3 separate regions of the Homo sapiens genome follow, and regions 1 and 3 are each linked to region 2. The links are chromatin loops, found by intact Hi-C in ENCODE. Cell type or tissue: heart left ventricle. All regions are shown on one strand.

Region 1 (8,000 bases), 160 kb after region 2:
TGAAGAATCTCAATTGCCTTTTCAAGGCAATAAGAGAGGAGGAAATATTTTGGTGTAGGGAACCCTTCGGTGGATTTCAGATCATATCACCTTGCACTTTCTTGTCTGCATGTGCCTACACTCCTTGTCATGAAGGCCTTTCTGTCCATCCATCACCAATTACAGAGCCATTAGAACTTTCATCTAAGAATTCCAATAGTACATTAACATCAACACAATCATCTTCCTAGCATCAACATGAAAATTTGTGTGTTAGCAGCCTCTCTATAAAATCTCTTCCATCCATTTCTTTCCCTGCACAAGACCCCAGTCTTCATGTCTTCCTCTTTCTTTGAAACATTGCTTGGATTCTCTGAGATTTAGTTTCAGCACCAATTTAGGTCTACAATCCTTACAAAATCCTCTGACCAAGTATACTTTGGAATTCAAATTTTTTCCAGTTTTAGAAAGGTAATATATTACAAATTCTGTATACGTAAATCCTAGTGTGGTCTGAGACAGCATGCTGTGATCAAACATGTTACCATTTCTATAGTAAAACATATTAATGTTCATATAATGCAAGATAAATAAAGACCATAAATTGTCTCATGTTGGTTCAGGCAGGCTTTTGAAACCAAAAATGTTATGAAAAATTAGTGGGTTTCAGAGCTTATTGGATTTTGGAATTGTGGGTAACGAGATCATGAACTTTTCCCTAACCACTTCCTCACATTTTCTTAAGAAGGAAGAAGAAAAAGCAAAACAATTATTCAGCTCCAGGCATAATCAATGGTAGCTGGACTGATAGTTATTCCCTGGTTCAGCATGTTGTCTTCTGCTACTTAGATTTTTGCAATCATTTTCTAACTGGTAACCCAGCCTCACACAAAAATGTTGCAGGGATCTGATGGCTCTAAAATACAATTCCAGTCTAAAATGTCACTCCATTTAAAAAAATAATATAGTGTTTCACAAGTATCTATCAGTTAAAGTGCTAATTCCTTCACCTCCTTGATCTGGTCCCAAACCGCCACCACACAGCTTTATGTTGCAGTCACGTAGAACTCCTGGGCTCCCTCTAGTGTGGGCCTTGTTTTCCTGCATCCCATCACAGCCCATGCTTCACCTGCCATCTGGCATGTCCAGAATGTCATAGCACGAAATCTACTGTCCAAATTTTACTCATTCTTCTAGGCACAGCTTACATGCTTCCACCATCAATGGCCCCTTCAAAGCTTAACCTCTTTCTCCTCAGACCTCTTCTGGCAATTGTTCTTAATCCTGGCTGTGCATGGGAATATCCTGGGGACTCCTGAGCCTGCCCCACTGAAATAGAAGCTCCGAGGAGTCCATATTTTATAAATAACCTTGAGTGCTTACTGTGAGGCCAGCTCAGCACCTGGTCCAAGGAACGGATTTGAAAACATGTCTTACAGCACTTCATCTGCAAATCTCTTTTGGTCTTATGCCCTTTGCCACTTTCCATATCCTACTACAATTATTCAAGTAGATGCTTCATCTGCCCTATATTCCATGAACTCCTTGAGGTCAGGTAGAAATACATGCTCACCTTTGTGGAGCCTACAGTTTCAAGCATGAAAATTTGCTCCTAGTAATACTCAATAAGTATTTACCAAACTAACAGCAAATGAAATGAGTGAATATATTTCTGGAGTAATAACCTCCTGAGGGGATGATCTTTTAAAAGGCTTTCTTTGAGAACTACAAATTAATTTCATGCCAATGATGCATCTAAAGCGCAGGTTCAGGTCAGATGCAGTGGCTCATGCCTGTAATCCCAGCACATTGGGAAGTTGAGGTGAGCAGATCACTGGAGGTCAGGAGTTCAAGACCAGCCTGGCCAACATGGTGAAACCTCATCTCTACTAAAAATACAAAACAAAAATTAGCTGGGCATGACGGTACATGCATGTAGTCCCAGCTACTCGGGAGGCTGAGTGGGGAGGATGGCTTGAACCCAGGAGGCAGAGGTTGCAGTGAGCCGAGATGGCACCACTACACTTCAACCTGAGTGACAGAGTGAGACTCCATCTCAATAAATAAATAAATAAATACATAAATAAATAAATAAAGTGCAGGTTCAATCACGCCACTCCTCTGCTTAAAATCTTTCAATGGCTCCTTGTTACCTTATTGGTAAATCATACATTCCTTAGCCAAACACATAAGGTCTTCTCTGATCTTTTCCTGTCTACAGCTCCAGCTTCATTTCCCACCACTTCCTGCCTCTAACTCACCCCTGCAGTAAAACTGAACTTGCCTCTGTGCATCTGCTGTTGCCCCTGCCCGGAATGCCCTTCCTGCTTTTCTTTGCCTGGCTAAATGTATTCATCTTTTGAGATTTTTTAGCTGAGTTACCAATCCCTCCGAGCAGCTTTTTCCAGTTCTTAGGTTGGGCCAACTGTCTGTACTTGCTCCATTTTAGTACCTTCTGCTTCCCTCTGTCTTTCCACTTATCTAATTTTGTTGATTAAAGTGATTTACATACGTGTCTGCTTTACCACACCCCACTCGCACATGTAGATCAGATTTTCTTTTCACTTGTGCTTCTGTCACTGTGTCTAGGCACACAGAGAGTAGATGGACGATACGTGTCCTTTTGAATTAAACTGAGAAGATTAGAAAGCATTTGTTGTATATTTGTGGGTAGGGTAACTGGGGAAAAATTGGGAGTAATTCTTGATAAAAGAAAATGAAAGGTGCTTATTATGTTAATGCATTTCCAGGCACTGCACATAGCAGCTTGTGTATGTTGTCGTGTATGTTGTCTCAATTACCATAATCCTTACAACTGGCTTCTGAGCTGTGCCCCCTGAAGATGACAAAAGTCAGGATCAGAGCTTTCTGAAGCTTACCAGGACACATAGCAAATGGGTGCTAAGCCAAGATCTGAACCCAGCCCTGACACCAAAGCCTGTTGATATGGTTTGGCTGTGTCCTCACCAAAATCTCATCTTGAATTCCCACATGTTGTGGGAGGTACCCAGTGGGAGGTAATTGAATCACGGGGGCAAATCTTTCCTGTGCTGCTCTCATGATAGTGAATAAGTCTCAAGAGATCTGATGGTTTTATAAAGGTGTGCTCCCCTGCATAAATTCTCTCTCTCTTTGCCTGCTGCCATCCATGTAAGATGTGACTTGCTCCTCCTTGCCTTCTGCCATGATTGTGAGGCCTCCCCAGCCATATGGAACTGTAAGTCCATTAAACCCCTTTTGCTGTATAAATTACCCAGTCTTTATCAGCATGTCTTTATCAGCAGCATGAAAATGGACTAATACATCTGTGGTGTTTTAAAATCAACTCTATGCTATACGACATGCCTTTTCCTTAATAACAGTGTTTCCTCTCATCTTTTCCAGACTCATCCAACAATTATTTGTTGTATTCCTATTACAGGTAACATAAATGCATGAGGCAGACACAGGCCTTGCTGTCCTGGGGTTCACAGTCTCATGGAAAAGATGGACACATAAACAGACGATGACAACACCTTGAGGTCCCTGCTGTGATGGAGCAGCACCAGAGGCAGGACAGGGAACACCTAACCAGACTGGGGACAGAGAGAACTTTCCAGAGAAAGTGAGACAGACATAAAGAACAAATAGGAACTTGGCTGTCAAAAGGGGGAATGAGATTATATTAGGTTGGTGCAAAGTAATTGTGGTTTTTGCCATTGAAAGTAATGGTAGAGGAGATGGCATTTCAAAGACCTGAACCTGAGAGAGTCTGGCATGTGTGGGTTTCTGGAGTGGGGAGTGTGGCTGAAATGTGAGATGAGAAGGAGAAATAGGGCTAGGGTGGCCCCTTGAAAGGTCTCACAGGCCACTAGAAACAAACTTAACAACACAAATTTACATATTTATGGTTCAAAATTCCTTCACAGAATATACTGGGAGATCATGAATATCAAAATGATATTTTGCAACCTTCAAATCCCCTCACTCAAGGCACAGGCCTATAGAGAACCCCCAAAGCAAAGTGAAAAACAAAGGGAGATAACTATTCATTGCAAACAAATGGGGTTTATGATGTCTTTTAGGAAATCAGCCAAAACCAAAAAATGCTATGGGTTGATATTGCTTCGATACTAAAACTTAAGCAACATTTAACTGCATTTTGTGGTGAGGGTAAGGGTTTCAGAGGAAAAATTGGGCCATATATACCCTCAGGTGCCAAGTTCAAAATATAGCTTTCAGCAAAAGGCTCAAGTTTAACTTAGTTGGCAGCCTGGGGATCACGGCCTGAAGTCAGAATTTATGATCTCTGCAAACATGCCAAGTCCTCCAACAACCCAATTACAGCCCATCCCTGATTACATGCCCCACACTCACTCAGCATTGCAACTTGGGCCTAGAACAGGAGGCTTCACTAGAAACTGCCTGCCAGGGAGCTGGAAAAACCGACCACAGAGCGTCCTTATTTGAAAGGGTTTCCTGCTCTCCCTGCTGCCCTCTCCTGCTGCAGACAGAACAGTCACTCAGTGTCTTTTAGGTTTATGACAGTTTTATTTAAAGTGCAATTTAATGAAAACTGAAAAAAGAAGGGTTGAATAACCTCTGTGAGCCACTTTATTGCTTTTACTCCACAGCTATGATGTAAACTCCTCAGCCGATGTGGCCATTTTAATTTCTTAGATTTGTTTTCTATATTAGAGTCCCAGCTGCATGAAGAAACAGTAAAAGAAATCAGAGACACCATTCTAAATGCATCTGGGGCAGGTTTTACAGGTGTTAGATGTTTTTGCTTTTTAAAGAAGATAAAGGAGCCCCTGTCTGGTTTTCTGTCTATTCAGGACCCTATTTTTCCAATACTAGCAATGGAAGTCATTTTTAAGATCTGGAGTGCCAATCATTATCATCATGCTCATCATTATTGCCTCTGCTACTTCTATGTCACCCATTACCACACCCCACTAATTACTGAGCTTGCACCACTGCAGTAGATGCAGTGCATCTCCACTTCAGAGATAGAACCTCAGATTCTTCTAACAACCCAGCAAGATTGGTAAGCGTTGGAATTCCCGTTTTATAGATAAAGAAACTGAGGCTTGGAGAGAAAGTAAGTTTGGCTTAGGGATTGAAAACTATGCTCTGGACTTTGGAATCAGATATCTGTGTTTGGATCCCTGCCCTTTCATTTTCAGCTAGATGATTTTAACTTTCATTCCCATCAATAAAATGGCAACAATAATAGTATTTACTGTATTGCCAATTAATTCAGACAATCCAAGTTAAGTGTGAATCACAGTACTTGGTAAATAGTATATTTTCTAGAAATGTGAGCTACTTATGATTATTATTGCCATCATTATTATTACTGGTGTTGTCAAAGTTTGCATTGTTGTCAAGAGGTAAGTTTGGATTTAACAATGAGGTCAGATTCCAATACTCAAGATTGTTTTACTATACCACACTGGGTTAGGCCCTTTTCATACATTATTTTGTTTACTCTGCCACTATACAGCATTAGAGAAGTGATGAACTCCATTTTACAGATGAAGAAATTAAAGCTGGAGGGTTCAAGTCAACTTACTTGACTAAGACCAAAGAGCTAGTAAATAGCAGAACTAGACCCACTGACCTTGATCCCCTAGCTCTTTCTAGTATACTCCTACAGCCTCAATTCTTGGCTGCAAGCAGTCAAGAAATGCAACTAAAGGGTGTTTGAAAGACCCTTTATCTGGGACAAAATGTTTTCAGCCAAAATTGATGCTTGACAGCCTTTCTGCTTTCTAAATATGTATTCTTCTAATCCACTCAGTAAACCTCAGGATCTTCTTTACTCCAAGAACTTACAAAGCCAGACCTTCTTGTGAGAAAGGTTTACAGCAGCAATTAGTTACACACCAATACCTGACAAAGACTCCTGGCACCAGCTCCCAATTTCCTTCACCTTGGGAGGTTGCCAGCTGTGAGGGGCCAGCAACACATTCTGCAGCCTAGCTGGTTTCTTAGGAAAGAAGCATCCTTGGCCCTTTGGAGGAAACCATGCACTGCTAGCTTTAAAGAGAAACTGTGTACTGTATGCTGTAATAGAAAAGCATTAACTAGGAGAGCACTGAGTAGATCTGTATTCTAAGGTCACGTTATATCTCATCCCCATCTGTGAAATGGATATGCTGGTTTACAGCAGAGATTTCACTAATGATCCTTGCATGGAGAGAAAGCCGAATGATGGTAATCTTTGTCTAGACTTCCTGCCTGCCTTCTTCATTCATTAGCTTAATCAATAAATATTAATCCTCTATATTAGATGTGAACCCAAGCTACCAAGTTGTGCATCTATTATGTTGTTACACACACACATACACATATATAGATATAAATATAGCATACAATAGTTCTACATCACTATTCACATTGTGATCACAGAGACCATTCACATTGGCCACCATGTGAACAGCACCTATTGGAGTTGTGCAACTCAGTGGCCCCACTGCAGACTTCAGTGGTGACAGTGGTGAACAAATGTTCTCTGCTCTCACAGAACTTCTAGGCAAATGGGTAACTTTAAAGGTCTACAGAGATCATTCGTTCAATTACTAGTTCAGTGCCAACTATGTACAAGGTATTCTTCTAGACATGTGAAAATGCACTGTAAATTGTAAAACATAATACAAGTATATTATTAACAGCTATTTTCCTCTTCTCTCTCCCTCTGAATTTTTTTTTCTCTACATCCAGTCTTACCTCTTCTAGTTCATCCACTTCACTAGATTTGCTCTTCCTTTATTCCCTCTTGGGTTTCCTAACATAGTGACCAGAGCAGAGAAGACACTGTGAATATTTGCTGAAGGAATGAATGCCTCCATGCTTTTGCACACATGTCACTCTCTTTCCAGAATGCTCTTACCCATGTTTATTGTCTGAAAAATATTTGTTTTACTTGACTCAACCCAGCTGCAAGTCCCCAAGGAAACTTTCCATCAGGGATGCAGTGAGGGGTGGCCACTCCCTGTGCTCCTAGAGCTCCTGTCCCTGCTCCATTGCAGTGTTTATTACACTCTAATTGTTTTTTTACATTTTTTCCCCTTCCTCCCTAGACTAGGAGCAACTTCAAGTGCAGCAATAGGGTTAAGAACATGGGCTTTGGATTTAAAAGTCTTAAGGTGAAATCCTACCTCTCCGAATTCTGACTCTTTCACCTTTACAAAGCTATTTCACTTCTCTCTTTTCCTACCTCCTGATCAGTGAAGTGGGGATACAGCTTTTCACATCCTAGGAATGCCATAGACATTAACCTTGGCCTGGTGCCTGACACAAAGCAAACCCACGATAATGATATTTTGTTGAAGATAGTTGTGATATGGATAAAGAGAGAGGAGAGAAAGAAGGAGGAGGAAGGGGAGAAGGAAGAGAAAGAGGAGGGGGAAGAGGGAAAGAAGGAAGAAGAGGAAGACAGTGATTATCATGATGATCATGGTGATTTTTAGTGATGAAATGACTGTGGCAGAGTACATGTTCAGTAAATATGTTCAGAATTAATCAACCTGATGGTTTCAGATGGAAAAATTGTATCAGTTCTGTTAGGTGGCATTTTAGTTTCCAGTAATAGAAATGCTCCAATTTTGCCTCCTTCTTCTGCACTCACGGACATGAACTCATTCCATGAAGTTTTCTTGGAGTTTTCACTCCAGTCTGTACCCCTTGGCTCTAGTCATTCTGTGAAACTACCCTATGAAGTACCCTCTTCCCCTCACTCCCCTGTTTCCCACCGAGGCAGCTAACAATGCTAGTACAGAACAAGGGGCATGGGACCCACTCTGTAAACATTTAGTTCTGCTCTGTTTAGACTTAGACTCAATTCACACACCCATTTTCCACTCCCTCCCAGAGGCTACCTTTTTCTCTCAGCAAAATCTGAAAGATATCAAAGAGAATTTTAGCAAGATTTTTCTTTAAATAAAGGGCTAAGGAAACCAAATGGAGATGGCCTTGAGTTGGTCATATGGGCACTGGGTCAGACTTTGTTACTTAGCTGAGAGATGCCAGTTTCA
Region 2 (8,000 bases):
GTAATTATTGAGCTTGTACTTCCTATAAAATACCATAAACATCCTTTATTATTCATTGAGTGTCCAAATTTTTTATTTTAAATTGGAGACAGCCATAGAAGCCCTATATCATGAATCTATAGACTTCAAAGGTGCTAACTCATGCCTCTCTAACCTCACTAATGACTGCTGTGCTGAGATGTAAAATTATGCTTTGCCTTTAATATGTGTATACATAAAATAAAACTGCACTCTTCCCTGTATTGTTGTTACTTGATTCTCTAGCTTAGTAACTAACCCTTTCTAAAATTCAATTTAGCAAATATTTTTGGAATGATATACCAGGTTCCACTAGGCCCCAGAAACAGCAAGTGGGGTATGAACATATCATTTGCATATATAATATGTAAATATAAATACATATATGTATCTATCTATATGTATGTATAATGTATATGATAATAGAATTGATAAATTCTATATTAGCTATATTAAACATGTACAATGGAAAACCTAAAAAGAAACATGTGATGAAAAACTTAATGAATCATGCTTAATGTCAGAATTATCTTTCTATTCTATTTAAAAATTTACAAAATATAAAGAGGTAATCAAAGAGTATACAGCCAGAAAATGTAGAAAACAGGTATTATAGAGGTATGTTAGATAATTAATTTATAAAAATATTGTTATTTGTCTGGATTTGGGGATGTTTGTGGCATTTGTCAGCTTTTATAAATTTGTAGAGAGTTGTTTTTCACTTCAAATTCTCACTTTCATACCCAATTTTGCATTTTTTTTTTCCCTTAAAGAGATTCCCCCACACTGAATAAACTTCAGGTGCCACATTCTGAATCTGCTTGGATATCTATATTTTGTCAGGCATTGTCCCGGGAGCTAAGGATACATCAGTGAACAAAATAGAGAAAAAAGGCCTCTCTTCTTTTGTGAAGTTTAGATTCTAATTGGGAGAAACAGACAAAAATATAATAAGCACATAAATTAAATAGTATGTTACATGGCTAGTGCTATGTAAAAAAGTTGAGGAGGGTCAGGGGATGAGAGTGCAGGGCAGAGAGCATGAGTGAGATAAAACTGCAATTTAGGCCTGGTGCGGTGGCTCACGCCCATAATCTCAGTACTTTGAGAGGCTGAGGCAGGACAATCACTTGAGTCCAGGAGTTTGAGACCAGCCTGGGTAACATGGCGAGACCCTGCTTCTAAAAAAAAAAAAAAAAAAAAAAAAAAATTTAAAAAAAATTACAAAAAAAAAAAAAAAAAAGAAACTGCAACTTAAATAGGGTGGCCAGGGTAGGGTTCACCAAGAAGGTGACTGTGAGCAAAGACTTGAAATAATTGGTTACTGATAATACCAATGGTGTCTAGTACAGTATATTAGTTTAGTGGTCTTGCATTAATGTCCTACTCAGGACTTATTTTAGAATATTTGAAGGTAAAACAACCCCAAAGTTTCAGAAGCAGGAGGGTAAAGCAGCAATAGTTGGACCAGCGCTAAGAACTGAACACCTCCCTGGGGCACTGGTCTTAGAGATTGGTACTAAACAATAGCGGCGTGAAACCTTCATTGGAAGATAATAAAATGGGAACATTGCATTTACCAGGTCATCTTTAGGGGTGAGACCTCCAAGAGGCATGACCCTTAAGGAGATCTACTCTGATTAACTGTCGAGTTTTCTACTGCTGAATAGGAAGAGGCAAATATGGAACCTTATCTTGAAGTGTCCAGGACAACAGAGGGCTGAGTACTGCCACCAAGAGTTGTCCTTCTTACCCACTTACCATTCAACCTTTCCTCTAAATAAAAGTCAGAAAAACAACAAAAAGTAGTTTAAATACTTACAAATTTATAGGATATATTATTGGACTGCCCAAGAAATAATAAAAATATGAAAATGGAACCACAACTGTGACAATTTTTAACTTTCTTAGAGCACCATACTTTCTTTTGGCATAGGCAGCTGCGGTATAGTAGGCAGACTGAAGGACAAGTCAGAACTGGATATGAGTTCTGACTCTGCCACTTTTTAGCCCTGGGCAAATCAGAAAGGGAAAAACTAAGTTTTATCATCTATAAAATGGGAATAATAATCTTTCTTTTATGACAATTAAATAATTGTGTTTAAATGAACTTCTTAATCAACAAAGTATCATAGATGTTTCACATAGTAACAAAACTATAAGGTAGTCCACAGTAGCTATGTAAGAATCATAGTTATGAAGTATATAATAATTTAACTTACAGTATTTATCAACAAATAGTTAAGACAGTACGAAATGCTTTGAAATCTCAATTTACAGTTAGTCTTTATGTAGCTTCAAGAAAGCAATCATCTAACTTCAAGTGAAGACTTTTCAACATCTTTTAACGGGATATTAGAGCAGAAGACATATACATCTCATACCTCAAAAGCAGAATAGGTCTTTTCTTACTCACTTGACTACTGAAGGAATGACCCTTAACCAGATGAAAGTTCAGCACAAAAATAACTGGCTATTTTCTCAAAATTGCCAGCGAGGTAGAGTGATTCCTAGATGATACTTGTCAGCAAGAAAGATGATCTGAAGAATGAACAAAAATAGCCTCTGTTTAACAGCTGTGATATCTATAATTTATAAGCTGTGATCATCTCTCATCAGATTGTCTTGATGTTTGGATGAGAATGAATGTTTGAAATTTCTATATTTAGTACTTATCAGAAAACAAAGTTTTGTTGTGTCCTATTCTTTTTGATCAATACATTTCAATTTACATATAAACAGTGTTCAAGAGACTTCATGTTTGAGGAATGTGACCTTGAAACTCTACTGGCATGCAGTGCTATAAATGTTTGACTAATCCTTAATTACTTATCCCCAAACAGAATTTTTTTTTACTGTTTTAAAATTTTTTATTTCATTGGCAAATAAAAATTGTATATATTTAGTATGTATATGTTTTGAAATATATTGATTGTGGAATGGCTATAAGTCAAGCTAATTAACAAACATATTGTATACGAATCTTTTTGTGTGTGTGGTGAGAAGCAAATAAACTTTAATCACTGAAAGACAGAACAACATTAAAGAATGAGACAACATTAAAGGAAGGAAGGAAGGAGGGAAGGAAGGGCGGGAGAGAAGGAAGAGAGGCAGAGATAATCGCTTTATTACCTAATTCTTTGCCAGTCTTTTTTCTTTTTTTTTGTGGGGGAGGGTGGGGAGGTCAGTCTTTGAACACGCTGCCTAGGCATCATGCTTCTAATTTCCTCTTACCACTCTTTTCACTTCTATATCACATTTATTCTTCCTTTAATATGTGACCTTATACTGGCCTCGCCCTTCACAATTCCTCTGTCGCTTACGTATTTTACTTTCTGTGGGCAGAACATTGTTTCCCTTTCCACGTCTTTCCCATTTCCTTCTTGTACAGCTGTATCACATTTCGGTACTATATGTTTATATAAGCGCGTGGTAAAACTACATATTTATATAAGCATGTGCTAAAAAACACTCGAGCAAATACCGTGACTGAGATTTTTTGGAAAACTGTGGGCAAATTAGTTAAAATTGAGAGCTCTGGCGGAGAGGGTCTCTTCCATCTATAGGACAAAATAATTGGGAATTACAGAATAAGTAGAGGAGGACAATTCAAGAGAGCACAGAGCTGCGTGCATTCTCCCTGTGCCGCGACCTGTATCCAAAAGCCTCAGACGAGACTTGAGGAGCTTCCTAGAGGCTCTCCTGCCACTGCCCCTTTGGCCAGGGCCCTTCCCGCAGTCTCCCCTCCCGATTCTTCCCTTTTACAGCCCCTCGCTCCCGACATGCGAGGCCCGTCTCTTCTTCCAGTTTGACTTCCAAGTCTTTCCATTCCCTAGGATCGGGCCCCAGTCTCACCCCCTATTTTCACCCCCTTCGGTTTTCCTCAGAAAGGGCCTCCTGCCTCCCTCGGCACCCTCGCCTACCCCCCTCGCAGCACCTGTCGCCTCCGCCCCTCACTCGGACCCCGCGCATCTGGCGCAGCCCCTCCCGCACTCCCGCCCAGCGCCCCGCGTCCCCGGCCCCCGCTGTCGCTGCTTCGGGTTCCGCCGCAGGAGCCTCTCACTCCCGGGAGCGGGCGCCTCGCGCTCCCTCCCTCGGCCCCGCCCCGCCCGCCGCTCGCCCGTTGCTTCCCACCTGGGCCCGAAGCGCCCAGCGCCCTCTCCCGGGACCCCGCGCCCGCCCCGCGCCCCTCGCGGCTCGGGGTCCGCCCCCTCGCCCGCAGGGCCCGCTGCACTGTGGGTAGGCGGCGGCGGCGGCGGCTACGCGGAGCGGCAGGCGGTGGAGCGAGGCCGCGCGCGCCGAAGATGGCTGAGAAGCAGAAGCACGACGGGCGGGTGAAGATCGGACACTACGTGCTGGGCGACACGCTGGGCGTCGGCACCTTCGGCAAAGTGAAGAGTTGAGTACGCGCTCCGGACCGCTGTGCGGGGCTGCCTGACTTGCGGGAGGCCGAGGGGAGAGGCGGGAGCCCCGGGCCTCCGGCGGGCGCGGGGCTCGGCGGCAGGTGGAGCGGTCCCGGGTCGCGCGGAGCTGGGGCCCCGGGAGGGTGGCGCGCACCGCCTCGCCTGGCACCGGCGCCCGGGCCCCACAGGGTCCAGGGAAGAGGGCGGGGGTGTGAGCTGAGGATGGGCGTCCTGGGTTCCAGGTTCCGCGCCCATCTGCCTTTCTGGAGGTCGGAGCAAGGCACTTCTGTGTTCTCTGGACCTCAGTGTCCTCCTCTGCAAAATCGGGAGAACTGGACTCGTTCTGCGAGGCGCCTTCCAGCTCTGAGCCTGTAGGCTTAGGGCGGGGATCATCCACGCTACTGAGGACTGAGGCGCCGTTTCGTGCCGGGTGCCCTGTTAGGTGCTTTACATGGAATCTCATTGAATCCTCACAGTGACTTGGTCAACATGTTGTCCTCACCCTAAAGGTGAGAAAACTAGGACCCCTAGAGATGTAGTAACAAGCCCAAGGTCACACAGAAATGGTCAGTACCAGAGTGAAGTCTAAGATGTCCTCCAATTCTGGTCTTGCTGGGAGGTCCCTGCCATCCCCAGATTCCTTCACGTTCCAGGACTCTCGGTTGTTGGGGGTGACTGTTTGGGGGATGCTCCAGGGGCCAGAGGTTGTGAGTCTTTCTTCCTGGGGTGTTGTTTAACGCTGGAATGCAGCTGGATTGGGTCAGAGGTTAATTAAAACAGAGAGGTCTGAAGGTGTTTGTGTTTGTAAAATGGCTATGGGAAGACTTCTAGGGTAAGGGAGAGAAAAAGTTTCCTTGGTGTTTGGAGGATTTGAGGCTGAGGAGGTCAGGACTGCTAAGGCATATTCTGCTAAGGTCTGTCTTCATGGAGATAGGATCCCCTTTTGAATGTAGAAAAACAGGCTGCTTTTGAAATGTTATACTTTATTCGAGTTAAGTAACTAGTAAGAATAGTTAAGTATGGAACTTTCATTTGTTTTCTTTTTTGTTAATTAGTCACATGTGATTTAATTAACCTGCCTTCTCTCCAGAATAGAGACAGTTGTTTATTAAAAATACTTTGTTGCAAATCCAGAATTATAAGTGAAATATTGACCTTTATTTTTTCTCTTTGCTGAAGAAATGCTGGGTAGGCAGTCTGGAAATTTTATTCTGAGGTCTCTATTTCCTTGTAAAATTCATATTTTAACCCCAAGTCAAGGCTGTTGAATGAGTAGAAGAGACTCATTTTTCATTCCTTTGGTAAGAATCAGCTCCTGTTTTCTTGCACATATTTAATACTCATTCATGTGTTCAAAAAACGCTGAGCACCTGCAACGTGGTAGGCACTGTTCTAGGCAATGAGGATACAGCAAGGAAAAAACAGATCTTTTTGTTTAGCTTTCTAGTAGGAGAAGGCAGACAGTAATCAGAATATATATGTAAAAGGTATGTTTAATTTTATTGAGAAAAACGAATCAGGGAAGGGAAGATAGAGAGTCTTGTGAGGTTGGCAGTTTTCAATAAGGTGGTCAGACAAGGTGGTATTTTTGCAAAGACCTAAAAAGTTTGTAAAATTCTTTGCTGTCCTGTGAGGGTTATAAAGTCCTGGGTTATTTTTGAAAGACCTTATAAGTAGAGTGGATAGTTAGAATGTATTTAAGATGAATACAGGACAATCCAGGGATTGGATTAATGCCTGTAATGTTACTTGTCATTTAGTATTATTATTAAGGACTATTGTGTTACAACATTATACAGTTGCTCAAGCAAACAGCGCCTTTGACATTTGGACATGTACACACAAAGTTATATAACTTAACCCTATGTCCTTTCATATTGTGTTAAAAGTTTTTGCTTGTCTTTTTAAGTTCATATACTGTAATCTGAATGTAGAGTAGAATACTCATCAGATCAATCAGTCCATTGCCAAAGACAACTTAAATCTCTTGTATGTACTTTTGAATTGTTTCCAGGCACTGGCTTCTTAAAATATAAACAGAAAGAACTTTGATTTATGAGAAATTCTTTTCCTGGAGAACCTCTGTCCAATGAACAACCAGTTGAAGGAGTTTTCCTAACACTGTGTTAGATCCTCTCAAAAGTGATACCATGGTTTCCTATCCAAGATTAGGATTAGTACAATTGTTACTCATATAATTCTTCAAGGGACAAGCGAAACAAAAAGTCATGTTTTTTTTTTTTGTTAGAAAACAGCTTTATGGTTGGGCACTGTGGCTCACACCTGTAATCCCAGCACTTTGGGAGGCTGAGGCGGGCGGTTCAATTGAGGTCAGGAGTTTGAGACCAGCCTGGCCAACATGGCGAAACCCCATGTCTACTAAAAATACAAAAATTAGCCAGGCGTGGTGGTAGGCGCCTGTAATCCCAGCTACTGAGGAGTCTGAGGCAGGAGAATCACTTGGACCCGAGAGGCAGAGGTTGCAGTGAGCCAAGATTGCATCACTGCACTCCAGCTTGGGCGGCAGAGCAAGACTCCATCTCAAAAAAAAAAAAAGAAAAGAAAAGAAAACAACTTATTTAGGTATATTTTATATATGAAATTCATCCATTCTAAGTGTACAATTCAGTGATTTTTACTAATTTTGCCAAATGTTGCAACCATCATTATAGATAGGTTTTAGGACATTTGAGGACACCACAGTAAGATTCTTTATACCCATTCACAGTTAATCTCATTTCTACCCTCAGTCCCAGGAAATCACTAATCTGTTTTCTGCCTGTATAAATTTGCTTTTTCTAGGCTCTTCTTCATAAACGTGATCGTTCAATATGTCATCTTTTGTGTCGAGCTTCTTTAACAATGCTTTTGAGATTCATGCATGACATAGCATGTGCCATTAATTTGTTCCTTTTTATAGTTGAATAATATTCCATTGTGTGGATATGCCACATTTTGTCTATACAAAACCAGTTGATGGTCATGGTTTCAAGTTTTGGGCTATTATAAATAATGGCACTACGAATATTCACATGTAAGTCTTTGTGTGGACATATGTTTTCATACACCTTGGGTAAATAACTAGAAGTAGAATTGCTGGGTCATATCGTAGTTTTATGTTTTACTTTTTGAGAAACTGCAACACTTTCCCAAAATGGTCACACCATTTTATAACATTCCCATCAAAGATGTATGAAAGTTCCCTTTTCTGAGTATCTTTGCCAACATTTGTTATTGTCTGCCTGATTTATTATAGCCATTCTAGTGGGTGCGAAATAGTATCTCATTGAGGCATTAATTTTGCGTTTCCCTAAGGACTAATGATGTTGAACATTGTCTCACGTAATTACTAGTCATTTATGTATTTTCATTGATGGAATGTCTGTTTATATCTCTTGCTTATTTTCTAATTGGGTTACTTGTCATCTTATAAGTTGAGTTGTGAGGATTCTTTGTAAATTGTGGATACAGATCCTTTAATGGATATATTTTGCAAATATTTTCTTCCAGTCTGTTGTGTCTTTTCATTTTCTTGTGTCTTTTGAAGTATAAAAGTTTTGAATTTTCATGAGGTCCAAT
Region 3 (8,000 bases), 65 kb after region 2:
GAAAAAATCCAGTGACTGGCAATTACGTGAAAATGAGCTTACAACTTTACCTGGTTGATAACAGGAGCTATCTTTTGGACTTTAAAAGCATTGATGGTAAGGAAGCTATGCATGCATGAGCTCTGAGAAGATAAAACTTGGCACTAGTTGACCAGATGTTAAAATCATCTCGAAGACATCCGGTGGGTAGGTCCTGCACTGGTTTTTAAGCAATCTAGACTTAACCAAAATGTAAGTGAAGTGAAAAGGATGAAAGACATGTTGAATACCTCTTACCTGGCATCTTTCCACAAGAAGTATCTCCGTGGCGTAAAAGAATCATTTGAAGTGTTGGCCGTGGAGCACAAGTAAGGAACAACAGGGAAGCAGGTTTTACTTTTCAAAATTAACTGACTTGTCAGATTCTTTGTCATATTTCTCCATTCATATTTTATTAGTTAGTATTATAGTGTCTAAACTTTCTCCTTCATCACCTTTCCTCATCCTGGGTGGCCAGGGCGACCAAATAGGTCTCCATTGGGATTTGGGTTGGATTTAGGTACCCATGGCAATCAAGGAGCCAAAGGCGTCAGGGAAAATTGTCATGTCCAAGAACTTAGTGTGTGCCAAGAATTAAACTTGGGTAAACCAAATCTGATTATTCATTTCAGAGGCCCAAGTGGGATAAAACCAGAATAAACTAAGGGTCAGGTGCTGGATGGAACAAGAATGGAACGGAGTTTAGAGTTAGGGAAGTTGTTTTAAACGAAGCATTTAAATTTTACTCTTGAACTACCATCAACTATGTATGGTAGTGTTTATATGGATCCCAGACCTGTTTCATCGAAATTACATGTTGTTGTTATTAAAACGCAGATCCCTGGGAACCACTCCAGACCTATTAAATCAGAATTTCTGGAGATTGGTCCTGGGAATCGTAGAAAATGCAGTTTTAACAAGATTTCTCTCACTTTGCCCTCCACCTCCCCAAGGCAATATATGATGGTGACTTTTGTTTTTACCTTAGTGATTTTTTTTGTTGATATGCTAGAAGAAAATAAGTTGTCAAGGATATGCTTTCTTCACATGCAGAGATATCAGTTTGATTCCAATATCAATGCCGATTACTCCAATTTGAGCAGGACTTAGGGGCCACATTTTGACTGTGTGCAAGTCTTGTGATTGGTAGCGATGTTTGTTATGATTGTTGGAAGGAAGAAGACTGTGTTTCTACAACACAGAAACATGACATTCATTATTAAGTTGCCCTTGCTCAGATGTGTTTACTTAATATTCTGAATATCATAAATTCATAGGAAGGGCTTGGGCATATATACTTTCCATATAAATTGCTCTTCTTTGGTCCATTTCAGATGAAGTAGTGGAGCAGAGATCTGGTTCCTCAACACCTCAGCGTTCCTGTTCTGCTGCTGGCTTACACAGACCAAGATCAAGTTTTGATTCCACAACTGCAGAGAGCCATTCACTTTCTGGCTCTCTCACTGGCTCTTTGACCGGAAGCACATTGTCTTCAGTTTCACCTCGCCTGGGCAGTCACACCATGGATTTTTTTGAAATGTGTGCCAGTCTGATTACTACTTTAGCCCGTTGATCTGTCTCTAGTTTCTTTCTGTTATTGCACTATGAAAATCAGTTATATTCTTTAAATTTTTATCTTACTTTTGGATAATATCCACTGCAATACTAATTGAGAAACATGAATTATTTCCAGGGGCACACAATGCTATTGAAATTACTGAAAACAAAATATCTGACATCTTATTTACTTGTAGAAATCTGTAATTCTATTGTGCCTATGATAAATTCACATAGGCAATATCTTTAATAGGTTAATATCAATGAAGATTTTTAATTACAATAATGAGTTCACTACAGACGATTAACACACCACACTGGCGAACCATCTCAATGTAAGGGTGGTTTGGCAACACCTCCTTGCTTTGCTGTTTGGTGTAGGTAAATCTAGTTTACTTCCTAAATTTCAGTAGGCTTTATGCTGTGTTTATGCCCCCAATTTATTTTAACAAAAGAAGATTAAAAAGTAAAAGAACCACGAGTAAGATATTATTTAAATGTTGAAATCTTAAAAACCTGCCTCCAAGATTTCAGAAGCCAAGTTTTTCTAACAGTATTTGTACAAATACTGCCTAGTGTATTCAACAGAAGGACTGTGGTCATGTAACAGGTAACCACAATTTTCAGGTTTCTTAAAAACAGCTGTAACTAACTCAGGATTTTTATCTTGAGATTTCCCTGAATAATATATTTATCTTAAGAGCCTTCAAGTTTCAAATTAATATTGGAACATCTGGAATTGCAACAACTTTTGTCTTTTACATAAACTTACGTCATTTAAAAAATGTCTTCAAAATCTACCTTTCTCAAATTCTTTTTGCCTCTATTTATTTTTGCATTTCACCAACAGTGATAAAATAGTTAAATGAAACAAAGCAAAGTATCAACAGTCCCTTAAATGAGAATCCTTATCTTTGATCTTTATTTTCTGTGTTAGGTGTTAGGGTCCTGGTGCAGCTCATAATGCTAATTCTTCATTGGAAGCCACTCCCTTCACCTCACCTCACCTAGTCACTATTGTCTTTGTTCATTGTTTGATCCTGAGTGGTTGATTGATATAGCTTTGAATCTTTTCTAGTCCAAGTTTGAAAACACTGTTCTGGCCCTAAGGGCTGGCTATGACCTTTACTGTTGAACCTGATAGGGCAGGGAAGCTTTGAACATCAAGAAAAAATTTTTATCTTAAATAAATAAATATATATATTCACACACCAGTGCTTTTAAGCAAAAACCAGTTTTTTTGTTTGTTTGTTTTGCTTTGTGCAGGTTTTCTTTAAGATTAAAAAAACACAAACTATAGCAGGGTAGATAATAGTTTATTGATTATATTTTGTTTTAGTAAAAGTATTTAATTTTAAATTCTGTGTAATTTATCTAATTTGTATTTATTCATTTGTTATTTTTATGTTGTAATTAACACTTATTTACCTGGATTACCCTAAAAAAATTAAGCTCTTGAAAACAAAAAAATGACATTACCTTGACAGGCTTCTCTTTGCCAAAAGTAATGTATGTTCTGCCAAGAAGCAAATGAGAATGTTAGACTAAGTTTCTCCTGTGTTAGTGGAAAACAAGTGTGTCTATCTTTAAATATTCTTTGAATCAGGAGTTTGCGTTGTGTCACATCATATGGCTTTGCAGATCTTTTAAAAACTGATGTTAAATAACTTATAAGTCCAACTTCTTAATATCAAGATAAATGAATAGTTCACCAATTTGGGAAGGAGGGCGGGTTGCAATTTGAGATAGTTTAAGGTTTAATTATTGAAAGACTGCCATCTTGTGGCACCAAAAGGTAATTTTTACATGATTATTTGTATAGTGATAAGCAGTCCTGCTGTGTTAGCCTGGTCCATTATAGATATGGCATAGTTTTGGGTTCTCTAAATGGGTCCATACCTCTTTTGGGAAAAAACAGGGCCACCTCATAATATTTGCCTGATTATGAATGGAATTACCTTAGAAATAAGGAACTAATCAGATTACTTAACCCCAATGACAAAATCCACAAAAATTTTGAAGGCAGAGAAACAGAAGGAATCCAGTGATGTTTTAGCTCCATTAGTCTAATAGGTCAGATATTAAAAAATTGTTCATATCAAAATTACCTTATATGGATTATTGCCATGTTTTTTGAGAGTTAATTATTTACTGTTTTCTAATTCTTGCCAGTATTTATGAACAGCTGTAGCTTGATATTTACCTACTGAATTTTAGGAGAACTAATGGTCACAGTTTGGGTTCTTTTATGTGTATGTTTTTAAAACAGCTATTTTGTGAATCTAGGTGGTTGGTTTTTAGAAGATTTCAGGAGATGCAGTCCAGCACAATTAGAGCTGGAACATTGTTACAGCAGGCTTTTTGTTGCTCATGGGCAGATAGAGGGAAAGAATCAGTTGTTAGCCCCAAATTTCCACATTTCAGTGTTGTAAACTCTGAATGTGATAGGTAGATGTGGGCTAAGAATAATTTCCTCCAGTGAAGACACGGGAGAAGAGCTTCTATTATGAGGTTATAGATAAGGCCTTAGTTATATCATGGAAATGGACTCCATGTAGTTCTAGAACTGCATTTCCCAAAGTATATCCTGTGAGATGCTCCACAGAAAAAATGATTGCATGGACTAAGTTTGAAAAATGTTGCATGCTACTCTTCCCCTCGAAGATGACAGTGGATGTCAGCATTAAAGACTTTGACAGGTCTTTCTGTGAAAAAAAGAAAGCCACATAACTTTGTTGAACTTTGCCCAAATTAATTTTTCATTTTAAAAAACTTAATAGCCCATGAAAAGCAAATTTGGGAAATACATTTTTTAGGAAAATACTGTCCCAGAATGCCATAATTAGGGTAGTTAATAATTAACACTTCCATTTCTCTTACTGGTTGTTGGGAGAATCTGATTGAAAATTAGAATTACTTTGTTTTAACTTGCAGACATGTTCATCGTGAGTGAATGCTGGATTAAATAGAATTTTCTGTGTCTGCAACTTGTTTCATGACACCTTGGTTTTCTTAATCATCTTGTATTATTATTTGAGTGCAACATTATTCTTATGCATGGGTGACTGAAAAACCTGAAACAAGATTACTTGTTAAAAAAAAGTCTAAGAGACTAATGACTCATGCTTATGGCTCAGTGGGTAATGAATCAGTGTCACTGATTCTTACTTTTAAAATGTGTAGTCAGTGAACATTTTCTAAATACTTTTCTTTGGGATACCATATGAAGATCTAATTCCTTATGTTTCAGTGTAGGAACAGCTACCTTCTCAAATAGAATATGCAGGGAGGGAAGTAGGCAAACCATTTACAAGTTGGGTTTTTGTTTTGATTAACCTGTTAAGAGACACTTTTGTAATCTCTAGTGTTTACATTCCTTTATACTAGCTATCTATAAAGAGAATCCAGAAGGCTAAATTAATCAGAAATAATTATATTTCTATGTCAGGGTATTGGCTATATGTAGCATGAACAATTCTCCATTTTCTGCAAATGGGTTTTTCAGGACAGTTTTATAATTCTGAGTTTGCTTTTTCTTATTCCCTAGACAGTTTGTACTCAGGGAATACAAATTGATTTTTACTGTTAAATGAGACATAGTTTAGAAAAAATCATAAGCAACTATTGTAGATTTTTGATCTGTTTGGATTTATCTGTAGCATTGAATAATGTGCAGTGTACTGAGTTAATGTAGGCACCTCACTTTGGATTTATAAAATGTAAAAACCTGGAACATGCCTGCCACAGACACCACTTTGTCTATTCACCGGGTACTAATTTACATCCTATTAATGGTTGTAAAAGCTGAGTGTCTAAATGCTAGACATGTTCACAATTTTGTCTGTTTTTGTTTATTTGTTTTTAAGACCCAAACCTTTTCAATCTTGCATTTATTTACTTGGTTCTCCTGTGTCACCCTGTGGCTTTTTAAATAGGGAATGTAATTTATTTTAATAGTAGTTCTCAAAGACTCTATTAAAAACTCTGGACGAGGGATATGTGCAATCTGTTGGTAAGTCACATCCTATGTTTGGCCTCATTTTTATAACTCCTAAAATGAGAAAGGTAGATTTTAACACTTCTAAGGTACCTTTGAGCTTTAAAGTTCTTTTCTGCTTTTCCATATGATTTGTGTTAGTGTTCACTTTTTATATATTTAGAGTTTTTATATGAGTGTGAATGTTTCTGTTTTGATTTGGTGAGGCATGTCAGAGGTATATACTTGAATATTTTTCTAAATACAGCTGCTGGAGGAATGCAAATGGCAAAAATCATCCAGAAAACCAAACACGGTGAAACATCACATCCATTTGGCATGAAGCAAAGCATTACAAATTTGGAGTGATGAAAGTGTTCCATATATTTTTTATAGTGATTTTTCGATCTAGAGACCCTTCATATTGTTTACTTACTATTACGATAACTTTGAGAGGTAACCAGAGAAAGCATTTTTGCCATTTCCAGATGAGGAAGCAGGACCAGAAAGCTCTTCATAAAGCTTTAACACCATACAAGTATCCAGCAGTGATCAATTGCTCTTTATAGGAAACCACCTTTCCTCTGGGGAAGAACAGTCTGAATTAATAAAACATCAGAGTGGTTGAGTAGTAAAAATAAACACAGATGTATTGCTTTCAAGTCTTAGAGTGACATAAAGTAGTCTTAAATAAATAGTTCTTAGTTTATTTTAAGCAGTTGATTGTACTAACGAGATGTAATTATCTGAAGTATTTATGATTAGCATATTGGTTTTTATAAGTATTTCTGAGTTATTGAGGGTGCTTAAAAATGCTGAAGAAACTTTAAAACATGATTCTTCTTATAATTTTATGTGATTCTTATAGCACAATCATTTTTGAAAAAGGAAAACTAGGCTGGGTGTAGTGGCTCATGCCTATAATCCCAGCACTTTGGGAGGCCAAAGTGGGTGGATCACCCGAGTTCAGGAGTTCGAGACCAGTCTGGCCAACATGGTGAAACCTCGTCTCTACTAAAAATACCAAAATTATCCGGTGTGGTGACAGGCTGCTTGTAATCCCAGCTACTCGGGAGGCTGAGGCACGGGAATCTCTTGAACCTGGGAGGCAGAGATTGCAATAAGCCAAGATCATGCCACTGCATGCCAGCCTGGGTGACAGCACAAGACTGTCTCAAAAAAAAACAAAAAAAGGAAAAAGAAAACTAGCCCCAGTCCCTGTCTAAATTGTTATAGTTTTTGACTATTATCTGAATTAGTCTTATCCAAATTTCATATGCAGATTGATTTTTCATTTTGTATGTATATTACATGATATAACTATTTTCATAGAATATATTTCTAATTTACAAACACTGAATTATTAGCTTGATAGAGTTTCTCCCAAACCTTATAAAACTTTGAAATGTACTTATGTTTGAGCTTTAAAAATTATAAAAACTTCATTTAAACAAGTTGCTGGCATCATTACTAGCCTTTCCACCTATAATTATGATGCATTTGATGCCACTGAACAGTAATAGCACAAAGAACAGGTCACACAGTCTAGACTGGATTGAGTTTTAATTAAACTTCTTCATCCATAGCCTGATAAGAATCAGGCTGGGTCTAGAAGAGTTATCAGACTGTAGGCCTGTATTAATTTTGCAAGCTAATGTTAATGTTTACTGCCAGCCTTGCATAGCAATGCCAGTTTGCAGTTGTGACTATGATGTGACTTTTGGTAAAAATGGTTTATATCTAAAGTAGTTTAGATTTTATGGAAGTGGCTCTTGATTGTTTGGACAAGCAGGGTAGGTAAATTTCAATTACGTTTGAAGTGTAATTAAATCCTAGAATAGAGCACTCTCCAGAAAAAAAAATGAAAAAAGAATTTGGAGAATATCCTGGCATGAAAACTTTTTTGAATAATACGTAGAATTTTGACAAGGTTCATACAGTGCATACAGTGTGACCTTTTCTGAGGTGGGCAGGGAGGGTTGCTACGTTGTGTTGATTTAAAATTTCAAGGAGGAACAAAAACATTCTAGCCAAGGAGAATTGCATTGTTATTTTTTTTTCTACTAATTTAAACGTGCATTTTTCACAGTTACACATTTAAGTTTTGCTACCAAAAATGGCCATTTTTCTAGACAGATAACATTTTCCTAAAGTGGAAGAGAGATCCACTGTTCTAAAAAAAAAAAAAAAAAAAAACACTAAATTGTGCCTTCTCCCTTAAATTATAAGAAGAGTAATAGTAAAAACTTGTTTAAACTATATTTTCTTTTTTTCTAATCCCTCTCAGTTCTCCTTAGATCTGCCTCCTACAAATGATCATGTTGTTTGCATCTGCCTGATTGAGTTCCCTTGGTCAAACCTCTCCCTATCACTATCAGAAGTTGTTCACTAAATGTATTTTCCTATTTCTTTCATGTTGATTGACTTTATAAGTCACCTTGGTAAACAT

What was found. A loop is a pair of places that touch in the nucleus more often than their neighbours do. Peaks named below come from ENCODE experiments on the same cell type or tissue, not always from the same donor. Only the 100,000 strongest peaks of a DNase experiment are listed, where the experiment ranks them.
Region 1: a loop joins it to region 2, with 6 times the contacts of the local background. A loop is called at or near these places in 10 of 110 quality-filtered maps.
Region 3: a loop joins it to region 2, with 2.1 times the contacts of the local background. A loop is called at or near these places in 18 of 110 quality-filtered maps.

What each region holds. Positions count from the first base shown.
Region 1 is chr1:56,802,693-56,810,692 of GRCh38, forward strand. All of the region lies in intron 1 of FYB2 (FYN binding protein 2), which reads right to left. Among named protein-coding and RNA genes, the nearest start is that of FYB2, 13 kb to the right of the region's middle. In heart left ventricle, CTCF peaks have their summits at 1,057 (motif pointing left) and 4,451 (motif pointing left); no DNase peak of the experiment used is centred here; H3K27ac peaks cover 2,280 bases.
Region 2 is chr1:56,641,066-56,649,065 of GRCh38, forward strand. PRKAA2 (protein kinase AMP-activated catalytic subunit alpha 2) reads left to right here and starts at 4,249. Exons shown (of 9, transcript NM_006252.4): 1 at 4,249-4,416. The coding sequence starts at 4,323. It overlaps LOC101929935 (a long non-coding RNA gene), which reads right to left and starts at 4,253. Exons shown (of 3, transcript NR_135111.1): 1 at 4,153-4,253; 2 at 2,435-2,559. In heart left ventricle, no CTCF peak of the experiment used is centred here; DNase peaks (open chromatin) are centred at 4,166 and 4,516; H3K4me3 peaks cover 3,461 bases; H3K27ac peaks cover 3,974 bases.
Region 3 is chr1:56,706,123-56,714,122 of GRCh38, forward strand. It overlaps PRKAA2 (protein kinase AMP-activated catalytic subunit alpha 2), which reads left to right. Exons shown (of 9, transcript NM_006252.4): 8 at 1-96; 9 at 1,353-8,000. The coding sequence ends at 1,591. Among named protein-coding and RNA genes, the nearest start is that of PRKAA2, 65 kb to the left of the region's middle. In heart left ventricle, CTCF peaks have their summits at 3,353 (motif pointing left) and 3,553; no DNase peak of the experiment used is centred here.